Linked DNA regions of Homo sapiens: region 2 is linked to region 1. The links are chromatin contacts, found by Hi-C or POLR2A ChIA-PET in ENCODE. All regions are on one chromosome and are shown on one strand. The core of a region is the stretch at or near the end of the contact, and the rest is flanking DNA. Distances in the headings are between cores, read along the strand shown. Region 1 overlaps GAS7 (growth arrest specific 7). Region 2 holds the start of SCO1 (synthesis of cytochrome C oxidase 1).

Region 1 (5,911 bases), core at 2,099-4,598:
ACCGAGTGGTTCCCTATTAAGCAAATGGATAAACTTATTTATGAAGAGGTTTCAATGCCAGCTCCTTGGGTCGGGGGAAGAAAATAAGTACAATCGTCTAAGGATGGAGTCAGACCAGAGCTAAGCTGTTGTTTTACTACATACTAGCTCCAAGACCCTGGGCAACGGCTCCAGCTTCAATTTCTCCAAGTGTAAAATGCAGATGATCACAGTATCTTTCTCAAAAGATTGCTGTGAGAGATTAAAGGGGGTGGGGGTGGGGCATCCATGTAAACATTTCACCTAGTGGACGAAGTAAATGCTCAATGAAAGCTAGGATTTTTGTTGTTACTATCACCAGTGGCTGAAAGGTAGGCACTGCAGTTACCCCGGGTCCAAAAAGAGTCCAGACTGAACAATAAAAAGCAAACAGCCCAATTTAAAAAAATGAGCAAAAGATATTCCTCCAAAGAAGATATAAAAATGACCAATAAGCACATTTAAAGATGCTCAATATCACTAATCATGAGGGAAATGCAAATCAAAACTACAGTGAGATATTAGCTCACACCCATTAGGACAGGTTCTTAAAAAAAAAAAACCAGACAAGGCCAGGCACAATGGCTCATGCCTGTAATCCCAGCACTGTGGGAGGCCAAGACGGGTGGATCACTTGAGGCCAGGAGTTCAAGACCAACCCGGCCAACGTGGTGATACCCCGTCTCTACTAAAAATACAAAAATTAGCCAGTCGTGGTGGTGTATACCTGTAGTCCCAGCTACTTGGGAGGCTGAGGCAGGAGAATCCAGGAGGCGGAGGGTGCAGTGAGCTAGGATCACACCACTCTCACTCCAGCCTGGGCAACGGAGCAAGGCTCTGTCTCAAAACAAACAAATAAACAAATATCAACAAAACAGAAAAGAACAGGTACTAGTAAGGATTGAGAACTGTTGGAACCCTTGTGCCCTTCTGGTGGGAATGTAAAATAGTACAGCCCCTGTGGAAAATAGTGTGTTAATTCTTCAAAAAAATTAAACAAAGAATTGCCATATGGTCCAGCAATTCCATTAATAGGTATATACCAAAAAGAACTGAAAGCAGAGTCCTGAAGGGAGGGTCTTGCTGCCTGTTCATGGCAACATTATTCACAAGAGCCAGAAGGTGGAAACAATGCAAGTCGTAGTAAAATAAACACAATAGAATATTACTCAGCCTTAAGAAGGAAGGAATTTTTTTTTTTTTTTTTTTTTTGAGACGAAGTCTTGCTCTGTCACCCAAGCTGGAGTGCAGTGGCGCAATCTCGGCTCACTGCAAGCTCCGCCTCCTGGGTTCAAGCGATTCTCCTGCTTCAGCCTCCCAAGTAGCTGGGACTACAGGTGCGCACCACCATGCCTGGCTAATTGGAAGGAAATTTTGACATATGCAACCATGTGGATGGACCTTAAGGACATTATGCTCAGTGCAACAGCCAGACACAAAGGGACAAATACCATTTGCTTCACTTCTATGAGGCACCTAGAGAAGTCAAATTAATAGCGACAGGTTGCAGAATGGAGGTGACCAGGTGCTGTGGGCAGGGAATGATGGGAAGTTTGTGTTTAATGGGTCCAGAGTGTCACTGGTGCAAGATGGAAGCATTCTGGAGATTAATGGTGGTGATGATGGCTGCACAAACACGTGGGTATACTCAAAGCCACTGAACTATACATTTAAAACTGATGGAGATGGTGGATTTCATGTCATGCATATTTTGCCATGATTAAAAAAAAAAAGCCCCCAAGACCCACAGAGATAGTTTAGATCAAAAGACCCTGTGACCCATAAGCCGCTTCATGAGATACACCACCTCAGGCTCTCCATGTACACCCAGAGGGAAGCTGCCCCAGCCTCTTGGCAATGGTGAAGAGAAAGCCCACCTAGAAGATGAGGGTGGGACCAGGGACGGTGGCTCACGTCTGTAATCCCAACACTTTGGAAGGCTGAGGTAGGTGGATCATTTGAGGTCAGGAGTTCGAGACCAGCCTGGCCAACATGGCGAAAACCCATCTCTACTAAAAATACAAAAAATTGGCTAGGCATGGTGGCGGGCGCCTGTAATCCCAGCTACTCAGGAGGCTGAGGCAGGAGAATTACTTGAACCCGGGAGGCAGAGGTTGTAGTGAGCCAAGATCATGCCACTGCACTCCAACCTGGACGTCAGAGTGAGACCCTGTCTCAAAAATAAATAAATAAATAAAGACGACGAGGCTGGCCACCTATAGCAGGACTCACTCACCATGGCTCGTCTTGCGTTCAATCTTGGGGAGACCGAGGTGACACAGCCAGCATCCTAATGTCAATCGAGGGATTTTCCGTTTAGGGGTGTGGCACCCTCTGGGGCTCCCAGAGGGGGTGACAATGTGCCTTTCCCTTGGACATATCAATTCCTTCTGTGTCCGCATCCCACCTTCCTGGTCTTTTCTCTTACATGCCTGACAGCAGGGCCCATCTCTTCCTTCCTAAAGTTACTGACGTGGCTGCTGGGGGGACTCTTCCTCCCTCTCTAATTGCTGGGTTTCAATCTGCTGCAGGAGTGGCTGTGAGGATCTTGTACTGAGCACTCACTTTGGACCAGGCGCTGTTCTATGCTTCACATGTTTCATGTCACTTAATCCCTCTAACAAACCAAAAAGGAAAATTCTATGATCGCCCTCATTTAACAGAGGAAAACAGAGGCTCCTGCGAGAGATTGGGCAGGATGGGTCAGAAGAACAAGCCACAGGGGCAATATTCTAGGCCATGGGGCCAGCCTGAGCCAAGGTGAGAGAGAAACCGTGTGGGTAGAGGCTGTGGGGGAAAAGCAGGTGGATCCATTCATTAGAGTTTAAGAGGCATGGGAGGTGAGAAATATAGTAGTGAAGGATGGCATCAGATCATGGGAGGCCATGAGGACACCAAGAACTAAGAAATTTCGATTCTATAAAGGAGAAGAAACCATCAGTGGATTCTGAGCCAGGGAGAAGTCACAATCAGGGCTGTGCTTTGTAGAAATCATCATGATACCAGGGTATAAAAAGGTCAAATGTGAGGGAGAAACTAGAGGGAGGAAACCGGCTATAGAATCCCCCCCACCTTCTTTCTCTCTCCCCCCTCTCACCCATCATAAAAACAAGAGAAAGGCAATGCTCAAGCCTACACTTGCAAAATGGTCCCAAACCAGCCATGAAGAGGAGGCAAGAGCATCACATCCAGCGGTGGGGAGTCCCCCACCGGCAGCTGAGTTATTTGCATCTTCTCTCTGCAGTGTGGGAGGAGAGGCCGGGTGACGAATCCACACACTCGCTTTTGAGGTCAGACATGCTACAGAAATAGACAGGACCAAGATACTTTTCTGTTCTTGGAGATGGGCTCTCACCCATAAGAAGGTAAAAGCGGGCCGGGCACGGTGGCTCACACCTGTAATCCCAACACTTTGGGAGGCCGAGGCAGGTGGATGACCTGAGGTCAGGAGTTTGAGACTAGCATGGCCAACATGGCAAAACCCCACCTCTACTAAAAATACAAAAATTAGCCAGGCGTGGTGGTGTGCGCCTGTAATCCCAGCTACCAGGGAGGCTGAGACAGGAGAATTGCTTGAACTCAGGAGGCAGAGGTTGCAGTGAGCCAAGATCGTGCAGCTGCACTCCGGCCTGAGTGACAGAGCAAGACTGCCTAAAAAAAAAAAAAAAAAAGAAGAAGGTAAAAGCAAAACTTCATTTGAACCTAGATGGCCAAGACCTTCACCTTCAGTCCTTACAGGTTTGTGAAATTAAAATGGCCATGAAAGCTTTCATAGCCTGTGACTCCTCAGTTTTGTAACAGCAAAGAGGGGACAGTTTTGATGCTGTTAAACATTAACAGCCGTCTCCGACACCACTTTGACATTGCATCACACAGACGAACAGATACAATCACAGACAACAATGCATCACTCCAGGCAACACACAGAAATCACTGTCATTGCAAATCCCAGTAGGGCCCCCAGCCAAGGGCAAGGGACCTTTCCGGGCCATTACAAACCAGGAGGCTGATCTGCTGTGGCCTGACCTCAGCAGAACACACTAGTCCTGCAGACATTTAATTCTTTAGGATTCCCCAAAGTTAATCTCTCAGAGTATGGAAGACTCACGAATACATTCTAAGGGTTTACTGTTTGGGTTCATCCTAGCATCTCAATCCAGAAGTCACTTTGGTTTTCCTTTATTAACCATCCTTAGTGATTAGCGTTGGCCGTGAAAAACACGCTACTGGTCTCTCCTTGTGGCCTCTGCAAATAGATAGGTTGCTACATATGAAGCCACACACACGAACGGCAGACAGCAGAGAATCCGTGATCCCAAAGCAAAAAGACTGATGATATTTCCACCAACCTGAGTTTTCCTGAGTTCAACGGCATCAGATAAGACCAACCCTCTTATTATTTTTTTCGTTTCAGTCAAGTTGAAAACTGTCAACCAAAATAGGCCTTATTTGCTGTAGGCCCTTGTCCTCTGTAGGATGAATTGGGTTGTCTTAAAATGATAATTAATAGGCCGAGCACGGTGGCTCATGCCTGTAATCCTAGCACGTTGGGAAGCCAAGACGGGCAGATCATGAGGTCACGAGTTCAAAACCAGCCTGGCCAATATTGTGAAATCCTGTCTCTATTAAAAATACGAAAATTAGCTGGGCGTGGTGGCACGTGCCTGTAGTCCCAGCTACTTGGGAAGCTGAGGCAGTAGAATCACTTGAACCTGGGAGGCAGAGGTTGCAGTGAGCTGAGATAGTGCCACCGCACTCCGGCCTGGGTGACAGAGCGAGACTCCGTCAAAAAAAAAAAAAAAAAAAAAAAGATAATTAATAAGAAAACACATCTGGGTAGGGTGATGACTCACTTTTGTAACTGCTTCACAGTCATGAACGGAAAAATTATTCATCAGCCCAAGCAGTCTCTAGGGTACAGGGTCTCAGGGACGCCCCCTTCCTCCATACGTGGCCCCCTGTCTGCATGATCAATCAACCAACTAATAGTTACTAACTACCCTTTCCTGAATCCTGTGTGGGATGCAGGCAGGTATTGTATGTAGGACCTGACTCCTAAAATTCGGAAGCTAAGTCGCAAACATGGGCAAAAAAAAGGAATAAGTATCAAAGGAGTCTTCAACAGTGCCAAATGCTATGTGATAAGCTGGCAGACAATAAGAGCTTTCAGAATCCAGAGGAGGGCGAGGTCACTCTTGGCTGGGATGGTACAGGGAGGCTTCCCAAAAGATAAAGAACTTGCCTCACAGCAGGGATAAAAAACAAGGGCTTGACTGGAGCCCGAGGAACATGATGTACGAAGCAGAATAAGGTTTGATAAAGGACGGGACATAAGGAAATGAGAGACAGCGAAGTTGATTCGGAAGGAAATGACAGAAGTTCGAACCAGTAACTCGAAGAGATGTGGCTATGGTGACAGCCAGTTTAGGGGGATGCAGTAGAGTCTGTTGACCATGGATCCAAGTTCAAAGTGTTCGGTGGGGAGTAGGGGTGAGTCTGGCCCTTGGCACATGGAGCTGGAGCTGGAGGCATCTGCTCAGAGATGGTGGTGAGATCCTACAGGCTGACAAGGAGTTCACAGAGAAAGAAAGGACCTTGAGCTGAACCTTGGGGCATGCTCTTGCTTAAGCAGTGGGAGAAGAATTATTCTCCCCCAGCATGCCTCAGGCCCAATCCCTCCCTCTCCTGTGCCTTTCATTAGTGCATGCAACACCCCCAGGGCCCCTCTCCAAGACTTTCAAAGGCAAGAACCAGGTCTTCATCTTTTTCACCTCTAACCAGACTAGTGCTCAACACTCAGGGGCTACATGGGGAATGAACGATGTGAGTTCTGAGAATCAGGCAGAGAAACCAAATGAAGAGGGGGGATACAAGAAGAAATAAGTACAGCTGA
Region 2 (5,911 bases), core at 1,392-3,891, 660 kb after region 1:
GTTCCTAAAGCCTATGAATTCCCAGATTTAATCATTAACCTTTGTATATAATGTTATCAAAAGAGACTCCAAAGAATGGAAAGATTTAAGCAATACTTTAAAGATTTACCTAAAACCTCTAAACCAAATCTTAAAAGTCCTAGGATATTCACTAAAATGCAAAGTTCTTATAAATAATTTCTAAATATTTCAAGATGCTAATCCAGAGCAGTTCCTGGCATTTCCTGACCAGGCTCTTTTCACCTCCCCCTCATCCACAGAGGGCATGCAGTATCTACTCGCACTATGCTCCTTGCCTGATCTCTAGGAAGCCTTCTCAAATCTCAAGGCTGGGACTTGCTTTTGCTCTCACAACATGGTAAGCTTCCTTCTGGCCTGGCAGAATCGCATCTAGTAAAATACTTTACTTCTGTGTCTGTTTCCCTTCCGTGTGCACCTCAAAGGCTCGACTACATCTTACTCATCTTCGTACCCTCCAGATTTCATCTTGCCCAGTCAAATCTATCCACAGTATATCTTTTAACATTGTTATGCAGTGGTATCCTAGCTTGGATCCTGGAACAAATAAAAGACATTGATAGAAAAACAAGTGAAATCCAAATACAATCTGTAATTTAATAGTTGTGTGCCATTTAAAATTTCTTAGTCATGAAAAATGTGTCATGGTTATACAAGATGTTAATATTAGGGGAAGCTGGGTGAAAGGTATGTAGAACCTATGCTATCTTTGCAATTTTTTGGTAAATCTAAAGTTGTTTCAAAACAAAAAGCTAAAAAACAACAAAAAAGGTGCTAGTCCATAGCCAGGAAGACCTTTATACAGGGCTGAGCAGATGATAATCTACTTACTCTCTGCCTTTTCTTTCTTGACGTGCTTCATTCCAGCCAGTAAAGCTCCTCCAATAGCAAATGTGATTGCTAAAGACTTCCAGGAAACAGGCTACTGGGGCAGGGATTTCAAACATAAAAATTCTAGTAAGATGCAAACATTTAACCATACAAACTTATTAAAGTAGTTTTTAATATACATACACACAGGCCATGATGTTAAATGTGCAAAATGTTTCAGGGATGAGAAAATGCTCAAAGTTTCTGTGGATGCAGTTAGGTCTGGGATCTGAACTACAAAGGCATTCATCTCCAGGGGAAAGTTCCCTAAGTCAGTTCTCTTCATGTAAATAAAAAAAAAAAAAAAAAAAAAAAAAAGCTCAAGTACCACGATTGTTACTATGTGTGACCCTAGCTCCAGTAATGACTTTAAAACCAATTATGGCCGGGCGCGGTGGGTCACGCCTGTAATCCCAGCACTTTGGGAGGCGGAGGCGGGTGGATCACCTGAGGTCGGGAGTTTGAGACCAGCATGGCCAACATGGTGAAACCCCATCTCCACTGAAAATACAAAAATTAGCCGGGCGTGGTAGCGGACCCCTCTAAACCCAGCTACACGGGAGGCTGAGGCAGGAGAATCGCTTGAACCCGGGAGGCGGACGTTGCAGTGGGCCGAGATAGGGCCACTGCACTCCAGCCTGGGCAAAAGAGCAAAACTCCGTCTCAAAACAAAAACCAAAATCCAAAAACACACACACAAAAAACAATTATCTGCTTATGCTGATACTGAGATAAATAGACCAAACGAAATTTGGGAGGTTAACTTAACTCTGGCTTCCAGAAGTAACAATGCCAAAGTAGAAGAGGAATCTAAAAGTGGAGCTTCTTGCAAATTACACCCATTATTTCTTTGTACCCTTATTCAACTCCCCAAATGAAGATGATGTTGGCCAACTAGACTAGGCCTAACTCATTAACCTTCCCGTAGCTCCAAAAACCCACTTCTCTTACCACAGGGTAGTGGCTCTCAAGTTATTTCTGGGTCAGAATTAGAACTCGAGAGAACCCCAAGAAAAAGGCAGATCCACACATAACTAAGTTCCACTTTTTGTTTCAATTTCAACGTATACATGGAACTCTGGATGGGGCTCAAGTGACAAATTATAAAAGTCCTCTGACTTCTCAATCACGGTAAACTTTAGGTTCATACCCTTAAGAAAACCTGAAACTTAATTTTTTTTTTTTTTTTGATGGAAACGCTAACATAAAATCCAAGTCGGGGCATCCAGCCACGTGGAGAGGGTGTAAAGTCTCAAGTTCTCTGTGGAGAACTGGGACTACCCGCAAGGCACGGGAAATGTAGGATGAAATTCCATGACCCAGGTAAGGCGCGCAAGCTAAGGACAACTTTAGGGGAGGCGGAGTAGTGTCTGAGGTTACGACCAAGTGGGATGTGGCCGCTGGGCTGGCCGACAGCCGCGACGAGCACCAGAAGGGTTCCAGGTGTGCACTCACCCCGGGCTTCGAGGGGCGCGTGGAGTCTCCGGGGCCCTTCTGCGACCACGGGGGTGGCGGCCTCGCAGTGCTGAGGGGCCGGGTTCCCAGGCAATAGCCAGGGCGCCCCGAGGCACGCCACGCCTCCGCTTGCCGCGCGCAGAACTGCCTCAGCAAGACTCTCGCAGTCCCCTCGGCTGGGCCCCAAAACTCGAGTCCGCGAGGCAAGAAGCGCCAAAGTTGGCCACCCAGAGGCCGCATAACTCGTCCGGGTACTAGGACCAGCATCGCCATGAGCCTCGGAGACCGGGTCTCCTTTGACCCTCCCCGCGATTTCCGGTAGCGTTCCGCTTCCTCCGGAAGTCGGAAGGAGTCGCTCTGTCCGTCCCGCTCGTTGGTGGCGCTGTTACATAGCCCGTAGTCAGAGGCCTTTCAGCCCAGGGGCCGGCGCACGGTAGGTAGTTCCCTGCGGCTGGAGGCGGGTCTGGCGCGGGCTGGGCGGTGCTGCGGGGCCGCGGGACAGCGGAGCGCCGGGAAGGGGGCTGCCTTAGGGGTCCAGGTGCGCGGCTGGGCCGAGGCAAGGCGGCCCCAAGCGCTGGGGGCCCCCGCTTTGGTCGTGGGCTTCGGTGACCACAGCTAGCTCCTCGCGCCGGGGACACCCCCACCTCGGAAGAGAGAACACACTGCCTAGAGACCCACGGGACTGGGCAGCCCCCATAACCCTACCTTGTCTGGCCGACTTTGTCAACCTCGTCCTGCCGGCCAAGAGGAAGTGCCAGAATGTTGACTCCTTTACATCTTTGAAATAGAAACCGACCCATTGCGATTGAAATAGTCTTTAACTTAAAAAAAATTGCTAATTAGGATAATTTGAGTGGTTAGGGCGGTCTGGAAGAACTTTAAATGCCCAGCGCTTCTAGTTATTTAACATTATAATGTAACCTAATTAATAAAGCATAGCAGTGTGTAAAGAAATATAGACAGCATGATATCCCATCCGTTAACTTAGTCTTCCTGGGTCCCAGTTTCTTAAAATACTCTCACGGACTCCCTTGCTCCCTACAGTTTCGTTATTTGAAGTTTGTTATGGGTTCCTCATCTGGAACTGCTTATGTTCCTTGTTAATGAGGCCAAGAGCATTCGTAGGTTTTTCGTTCTTTGTGAAAGTCTAACTTCATTTCATCTGCCTTTATTTATATCTTAATATCCGCAATATTAACCACTCCCTCCCCGCCCCTACCTCGGTGGTTGCTTTACAAAATACAGAGAAATAAAAAAAGGAAAATCGTCCTCTAATTATCTTCCTTAACTACAGATCCCGCTCCTGTGTGGCTTTTTTTTCCCCCATGGGACCGACTCTGAGTAGGAGAAACTCGTGCTCTGATGATTGTTGGACCAGAGCATGGTTGGTTTGCTTGTTTTCTATGAGTTAGCCAAACTAGCCAACTGTTCTGTTCTCTAACCCAGTAACGGAACATAGTGTTACCTGTGTTTCTTGATTCGCGGTTGGACTAGAATTTTCAGAAATTTCTGCCAAAGTTCTTAAATGTTTGTTCAGCACTTCAAGTCGTTAATCAAACTATTTTTTTCTATCTTATAGTTGCCTGTGGGTAGGATTTTTGCTCTTTTATCTTTGTGTATTTGTTTGCCCAGGGATAATTTTTTCTTGTAATTGACAAAAAGACATAAAAGTACCTTGTGTAGTCAGGCAGATAGCATACAAAATTATTGTTCATCTCTGATTGCCCAATTGTAGGTTACCTGATCAGCCACCCAAATTAAGATTGAAGTCAGTGTTTCTACCTGATCTATTAAATTTTATTTGCTAAAGTGCTTCTTTTAGTAGCAACTTCTTCATATTAATTTTATAATATTAAATAAAATGCTATCATTGAAAACAGTTCTTGGGGCCAGATGTGGTGGCTCACGCCTGTAATCCCATCACTTTGGGAGGCTGAGGTGAGTGGGTCACTGGAGCCTAGGAGTTTGAAGCTGCAGTGAGCTGTGATCGGGCCACTGCCTTCCAGTCTGGGCAACAAAGCAAGACTCTGCCTCTAAAAAATAAATAAAATAAATATAAAATATAGTTCCTGGCTCAAAGTAGGTGTTTTATAACTGCATTTTGGATGAATTGCTAGTAACACCTGAGCCTGATGGCAAGGACCCATGAAACTTTAGTGCCAGAAGGCGCCTACAGTGTTATCCCTTATAGACCTTATCACTTTTATTACTGCTGTGAAACCACCAAAGTCACCAAATGAGGTTTATGTTTTGTTTTCCAAGTTAGATATTTTTCTTTTCTTTCTTTTTTTTTTTTTTTTTTTTTTGAGACAAAGTCTCCCTCTGTCGCCCAAGCTGGAGTGTGCAGTGGTGCGATCTCAGCTCACTGCAACCTCCGCCTCCTGGGTTCAAGCGATTCTCTTGCCTCATCCTCCCGTGTAGCTGGGACTAGAGGTGCGTGCCACCAGGCCTGTCTAATTTAAAAAATATATATATTTTTAGTAGAGACAGTGTTTCACCATGTTAGCTAGGACGGTCTCGATTTCCTGACATCGTGATCTGCCCGCCTCGGCCTCCCAAAGTGCTAGGATTACAGGCTTGCGCCACCACACCCGGCCCCAATTTAGATATTTTTCTTGAGAGAAGCAGGGCATGGATTAGTATCATCTGATATTGGTTCTATCAATAGTGATCAGATTTTGTTCTTGACATAACTTTAGGCTGGTTTGACTGGGGACAGCTAGGCCCTAACTTTTGTGAACTTCCCAGCACCCTAATGTGTTTACTTCATTTTTGTTCCAGGCCCCTGCCCCTTGTGCCTAACTCCTAACCACAAACATTTCCTGCCCCAACTTAACTTTCCTTTTGGTATGGTATCTGCGTAGAAAACATATGCTGCACCCTTAGGCTAGGAGCCTCTGTTACAATAGTTTCTCCTAACAAAGTCTCTCTTTATTAATCTCTAGACTTTCCCTGCTGCCCCCTTCACCTTTGACAATAGAGTGAAGAAATCATACTCTTTTCAGGGTAGAGCTACTTCTTTTACAAGTTCATTATTGATGCTTGAAGGCTTTCCACAAGGAACTTCAGCCTTCTGCCAATCTTAAGTATTGGAAAAGTTTTATTAGTATGATCTTATAGCAACTTTTCAGTAATTAAGCATCCTTGGGTATGGGAGGCCTGAGGCAGGTGGATCACTTGAGCTCAGGAGCTTGAGACCAGCCTGGGCAACATGGCAAAACCCTATTAGTATGATCTTGTAGTAACTTTTCAGTAATTAAGCATCCTTGGGTATGGGAGGCCTGAGGCAGGTGGATCACTTGAGCTCAGGAGCTTGAGACCAGCCTGGGCAACATGGCAAAACCCTATCTCTACAAAAGAAAAAAAAAAAAAAGCCAAAAAAAGTCAGGTGTGGTGGTACATGCCTGTAGTCTTAGCTACCAGGGAGGCTGAATTAGGAGGATCACTTGAGCCCAGGAAGTCGAGGCTACAGTGAGCCATGATCGCACCACTGCACTCCAGCTTGCGCAGTAGAGCCAGACCCTGTCTCAGGAAAAAAAAAAAAAAAAAAATCTCTCATGCCTAAGGT

Evidence for each region. A loop is a pair of places that touch in the nucleus more often than their neighbours do. ChIA-PET counts read pairs that join two places held with the same protein, here RNA polymerase II (POLR2A). Pooled maps may share reads with other maps.
Region 2: a loop to region 1 is called in a pooled map, with 4 times the contacts of the local background. The contact joins the promoter of SCO1 here to the enhancer-like site in region 1. A Hi-C loop is called at or near these places in 8 of 37 single-sample maps with no recorded cell type and 4 of 50 pooled maps. POLR2A ChIA-PET finds 5 or more read pairs at or near these places in 2 of 52 experiments (B cell and activated B cell).

The regions. Positions count from the first base shown.
Region 1 is chr17:10,037,488-10,043,398 of GRCh38, forward strand. The region is part of intron 1 of GAS7 (growth arrest specific 7); the gene reads right to left. Among named protein-coding and RNA genes, the nearest start is that of RCVRN, 140 kb to the left of the region's middle. Within about 2 kb of position 3,349, at least 3 of the 41 ENCODE cell types and tissues checked have a DNase peak (open chromatin) inside an H3K27ac peak, as active enhancers do.
Region 2 is chr17:10,694,892-10,700,802 of GRCh38, forward strand. It overlaps SCO1 (synthesis of cytochrome C oxidase 1), which reads right to left and starts at 2,642. Exons shown (of 6, transcript NM_004589.4): 1 at 2,344-2,642; 2 at 850-940. The coding sequence starts at 2,616. It overlaps ADPRM (ADP-ribose/CDP-alcohol diphosphatase, manganese dependent), which reads left to right and starts at 2,703. Exons shown (of 4, transcript NM_020233.5): 1 at 2,703-2,776. RefSeq lists enhancers at 1,619-2,442, 2,443-3,267, 2,561-2,855, 2,571-2,620 and a silencer at 2,741-3,070.